2 separate regions of the Homo sapiens genome follow, and region 2 is linked to region 1. Evidence: read pairs that join two places in POLR2A ChIA-PET (ENCODE). Cell type or tissue: OCI-LY7. All regions are shown on one strand. Each heading gives the region's core, and the rest is flanking DNA. Links, peaks and the distances in the headings are about the cores only.

What was found. ChIA-PET counts read pairs that join two places held together with the same protein. Peaks named below come from ENCODE experiments on the same cell type or tissue, not always from the same donor. Only the 100,000 strongest peaks of a DNase experiment are listed, where the experiment ranks them.
Region 2: POLR2A ChIA-PET joins it to region 1 with 5 read pairs; 1 of 35 experiments calls an interaction of 5 or more read pairs at or near these places.

Annotation. Positions count from the first base shown.
Region 1 is chr6:47,353,513-47,356,439 of GRCh38, forward strand. No RefSeq gene overlaps it. Among named protein-coding and RNA genes, the nearest start is that of TNFRSF21, 45 kb to the left of the region's middle. In OCI-LY7, for the core only: a CTCF peak has its summit at 2,364; no DNase peak of the experiment used is centred there.
Region 2 is chr6:47,196,574-47,199,500 of GRCh38, forward strand. No RefSeq gene overlaps it. Among named protein-coding and RNA genes, the nearest start is that of TNFRSF21, 110 kb to the right of the region's middle. In OCI-LY7, for the core only: no CTCF peak of the experiment used is centred there; DNase peaks (open chromatin) are centred at 1,288 and 1,548; H3K4me3 peaks cover 917 bases; H3K27ac peaks cover 961 bases.

The sequences.
Region 1 (2,927 bases), core at 109-2,608:
AATGCCTGGTTTCCCTGCTGGGCACTTATACACACATTATCTCATTTTATTGCCATCACTAATATTTGTGAGGCTCTCACATCCAGAATCTGAATGATAGGATGAATCATACTCTAGAGTTTGTAGCACATGATTGACAGCACAACCTGCATAGGCCCTTTTAAATTTAATTGTATGCATTTTTTGTCATCTTCACCTCCCATACTCAATGCCACTTGCCATCTCTTCTCTCATCATGCACATTCAATCTCATATATTTAACGCATGTCATTCCATCATCCATACCTTTATTCACAAGTTTGTGTAACAATGAACAACATAAAGTATTATTTTGTGTTTTGTATAAACTGCATTGTGCTAAGCCTTTTATTTTGCTTTTTACTTTTTATACTCTATATTACGTTTGTGAACTACCCTCATTGACACATGTTGATCTAGTTCCTTCTTTTTTATTGAAACACTGTATTTCATAATGTACATATACCACATTATGTTCATCTGTTCCCTGTTGATGAACATTTGGGTTGGTTCCAAATCTCTGCTCTGACAGATATTAGTAACAATGTTTCTTTGTGAAATATTTTCCAAGATAATTGCCCAAGCATGGGATTTCCTGAGTTATAAGAGAAATGCATATTTCATTTCACTAAAAACCACCAGACTGTTCTCCAAAAGCTTATACTCTCAGCAGTGCATGAAGCTTTCTGCTTCCCCATTTATTATCAACATTTGATAGCATATTACTTACTTATTGCCTATTGTTGAGAGAAAAATGAAATCTCATTTTAATTGCATTTTAAATGACTGCTAATGAAGCTAAGCCTCTTTTCATGAATTTATTAGCTATAAGGATTTCCACTTTCTGTGAATTGCCTACTCACATCTACTGTTCCTTTTTCTGTTAGGCTGCTGATCTTTTGTTGCAGATTAGCAGGGATTTCTATGCATTCTAGATGTATATCCATTAACAGTATGTAATATTTTATTATCAATATACCGTGTAGATATTTTATTTCAATCAGCCCCATTGTATTCACTAGATAACTTCTTATATGCCAACTGTTGTTGAACAAATGTTTTTCATTTAAATACAGTAAAAAGCCAACAAAATTTCCCCTTTATGGTTTTTAGACTTTTGTCTAAAATAATACTACTCCTTCCACTTCCAGAAAGCCCCCATGAAATGCTCTAAGGACCCCGCTCTCCAGGAAACAGCTATAATTAATGAAAATTGTATTAAAACAACGATTTCACATCTCTGAAAATTGATCTAAGGGCATATGCAAATAAAGAAAGATTTATTCAAGAAAATTTACCAAATCTCGGTAAGAACACCAAGAGTCTGGCACTTGAGCCACCACCACTCCTGTCCTCATTCATCCATATTTCAGTGCAATGCCTGAAGCTCCAATCTGGGTGGATGGCCAAGAAAACAAGGTCCCTCAACTCTCGGCCTCCAGTTAAGTAATACGTTATCTTCCCAAGAAGGGCAGACCAACAGCATTTCTCATCCCCTCCAGCTCCAAGTTGCTGAGGCTAAATTCTAGATAAGTGTGGCCAAAATACAGTGGCTCCTTTCCTCCACTCATCTCATACTTTTAGAGGCGCAGGCTTGGCCCCAGATCTGGCAGGCTGAAAATAATGAGATCGTGACTACTCTTGCCTCAGCTTATTCATGCAACAGAGATTCCATGCTGGAAGAGGCAAACCAGAAGAGCAGAGGCTATCACCTCCATCCAGTGCCCTGCTTGTTAAGCAGGAATGTCACTCCAAGAGAAGTTTGACACTGTTTTCTTCTCCTGCTCCAGAACAGGGGCTCCAAGATTTTGTTCAGGGGCAGAGGTGCTCCCTTTCTATTTTTTCAGAAGAATAGAAAGTTCCAAACTTCTTCCTAAAGAAATGGGCTTTATTTGAAACACAGTATGGGGAAGTTCAAGCCTAAGGTCACTCTCAAAAACAATGAAGATTTTGGTAGTAAGGAATTAAGAGGAGGCTGGTAGCTCATTTGAGTAATGAGGTAAACTGTAGTTTGGCTAGAGACTGCTAAGGAGAGCCCTCCAGGGGTCAGAACAAATCTCAAAGACTTGCCTTAAAAACTATCTCTGCAAAGGGCCCAAATTCAATTGTATCAGACTATGAAGTAAGTTAACATCCTGTGCATTATCCAAAACAACAGAGCAATCAGCCAGTAATTAATGGAGCATAAAAGCTGAGTGTGATACTAACAGAAGCAGATAGCTGAACAGAGAAATTGGGGAAATATACAGTCAAAGCAAGCCCTAATAAAGTCACTATAATTCCACTATGACAATTTGTAATAGCATATAAAATAAAATAATTAGGCAAAGATTTAACCAAGTTTCATGTACACTGAAAACTACAAAACATTGCAGAAAGAAATTAAAGAACACCTAAATAAATGTTCATGGGTTGGAAGATTTAATATTATGATGATGTTAATATTCGCCACATTGAACTACAGATTCAATGCAATGTCTATCAAAATTCCAGCTACCTTCTTTGAAGAAAAGGATGAGTTAATTCTAAAATTAATACAGAAACGAAAGAGACCTGGAATAGGCAAAACAATCTCAAAAAAGATACTATTAAGAAAGTGAAAAGACAACCCACAGATCGGGGGAAATTTTTTCAAATTATTTATCTGATAAGGGTCTAGTATTTAGAATAATAAAGAACACTTACAACTTAACAACAGAAAGACAAACAACTCAATTTTAAAACAGGCAAAGGATTTCAATAGACATTTCTCCAAAGAAGCTGTACAAGTGGCCAATGGAAATAAAATGCAAGAAACATATGTAATTTTTTATTTTTATTTTTATTTTTTTGACATGGAGTCTCGTATGGAGTGCAGTGGCATGACCTCTGCTCACTACAACCTCCACCTCCTGGGTTCAAGCAATTCC
Region 2 (2,927 bases), core at 219-2,718, 160 kb before region 1:
AAAGTGCTGGATCTAGCATCAGACTTCCTGAGTTCACAATCCTGGTTCCACCAGTTATTAGATGGGCAAAGTTGGATAAAACACTTCTCTATGTCTCATTCTTCTTATAAATAAAATGGGGATGCTAATAATATCACCATTTTACAGACTTATTGTAATGATTGAATGACTTAATGCAGGCAATGTACTTTAGCATAGTGCCTGGCATGTCATAAGCCCTTAATAAATGTTAGTTATAGTTGTTGCAGGTTAGTGATTTTTAAAGTGTGGTCCCTGAACCAGCAGCATCAGCTTCATGTGGAAATTTACTAAAAATGCAGATTCAAAAGCCCATTTCAGACTTTCTGAACCAGGAACTCTCAGGATGATTGAATTGAGTTTCTCAGGCCATTGAATCCTTACAAAAAAAGTCTGTAACATGGTGACATTATTAGCATCTCCATTTTGTTTATAAGAAAAATGAGACTGAGACAAGTGTTTTATTCTACTTCACCCATCTAATAATTGGTGGAACCAGGGTTGTGAACTCAGGCTGGGGCCTAGCTATCTGTGTTTTAACAAACCCTTTAGAGAATTCTGATGCTACATGCTAAAGTTTGGGAACCACTCATGTAGATGCTTCTAAAATCTCTTCCAGTTCTGGAATTCTATTATTTCATGCAAGGTTATACATTTATGCAAGGCCCCCAAAATTATTATTATTCATGCATGTTGTTCCACAAACATTTATTACATCTCCCTTCATATTGAGATCTGGGGCTAAAAAGCAAAGTAAGACATAGCCTGTGACCTCAAGTAGTTTATAGTCTATCTCATTACCCTTAATTTATAAGTTTTAAAATATCTTATTTGTAAATTTTTCTGCATTGATTCATGGCTACTATTTACTATATAAAAACAGTATTCTTCTTTAAAAAAAATCTGGTGGTTACAGTTAGAGTAAGATATTAGCTAAGTGACCTTGAAACTCAGTTTCTTCATTTTTAGAATGAGACTAGTAATACCTCATTCACTAATTTGTTGTGAAAATTAATATAATTAAATGGGATGACATGCATGAAATGACAGTTTGTTATAAATGTCTAAAAATGGTCAGCTGGGTCTCTATTTGAACCTAGTCATAATTAAGTATTGTTGATTAGTATTGATTTGGCTTTATAGTGTATGTTGTTGATAGTCAAAAAAAAGAAAAAGGTTCAATTCATTATATGTTGAAATCTAGCTCCTCAGTGCTATAAAGAGCATACATCACTTTCACTTTCTCTTTTTCAGAACTCAGGTGTTGAAGACCCTCTTTGTAGTTCAGAAATAAATCAGAGAAATAGCTGGTGTGTATCCAAAAGGCCACATTAGAGCTAGGAATCAAAGAAAAGTTTAGACCAGCTACAGTCTCCTCAGCTATTTATGGTATAACTTTGAAATTCCCTCGGAAACTTCCCTTTTGATTCTGTCTCAGAAGATGTTATCTGATTAACTAGGCAGTCTACAGATTGCAGAAGAGTTTCAACTCTCTTTGTTTAAAATCAAGGACCTGCCCCTGAGTGTGAACTGGAAATAGAGCCCTTAAAGTCACCCAAATTCAGTTCAACAAATGCCACGTTGCTGAAAGACCATGATGGACTGCTTTTGAAGTTAGTGGTTTCTTCAACCAACAGGGCTCACTCTGAGTTTGGAAACTTTCTACGCATCAGGAGAAGAATAGCAACAATCCTATTCATTGACATGAAGCATTCTGCCTGCTTTTCCTTTATCCACCCAAACTAAAGAGAGTGTTTCGTGAAACTTCTTGGGGTGAGATTTTTAATGTGTGCCAAGATCTTGCTGCTCTGTTAAGTCCTGGCCAAGGAGGAAACAGCTGCTGAAAAGGCTAATGCGTCACCTTGAGTCTTACCTACAGATAGGAGCATGCCTTCTATTTATTGAATCACACTCTTTAGGTACTAGCCCTTCACTACTGCTCCTGACCTTTCGCCAATCTCCACTTGTTCAAATCTAAGTGGCACCTCACTTGTCAATGAATCCATGTAAGCCCTGGAGTTTTAACAAAACAATAGTCCCAGATTCTAAGGTGTAAGACAGTAAATTAAGATAATGTTTTGAGGGCTTCGATGTTGAAAATCTAGATCTTGATAAGTGCTGGAAGAGACACGGTCGAAGATGGCTTTTGTCTACTTGGGTAGCTAATTTGTTTACAGGGATGTTCTGTAGGGATCTGGAATTTAGCATCTTCAGACCTCAAACCATCATCATCTTAATTCACTGAGTGCCTGCTGGTGTGTGTGTGTCAGGCCCTGCGCGAGGAGTGTTTCTTACTTGACCTCATTTCAATCCTCACAACTCTGCAAGGTTGATTTTATCAATCCTATTTTATAGGGGAACGATATCAAACCTCAGCCTGGTCACATAACTTAGCTAAAAATTAATGGCTAGTTCAACAAAAATGAGATTGGTCTTCAGGCCCATCTGACTCCAGAACCCATATCTTTCCTAATTTATTTAGTGGAACAAAAACAAATCCATGTGCTCACAACAGAACACTGGGTATTAATTGCTCCCTCTTTTGTACCCCACAAGACCTTTCTTCCATCTGATGGGTCATCAGACCTTATAATGGCACCTTTTAAATGGATTTCTTTCTGCCTTCTTCTCCGTCTGCATCTCTAGCCCTCTCATTACAATCAAATAAATAAAATTTCCTCCTATCATTTTCTGCACTCCAGTTTTCATGGCCCTCCAATTCATCCTTCATGCTCCTCTTGGAGTCATCTTCCTAAGACTCAAACCTGGTATCTGTATTTAGATTTAGATGTTACAAGCAATGGAAGTAAAGTATGGCAAGTACTAATCTCAGAAGATAGCTAGGTACTATGGGCACTCAATGAAAGGCTCCTAAATGGTTAGGAGCAAGGTTTGGGGAGTAGGAGGTA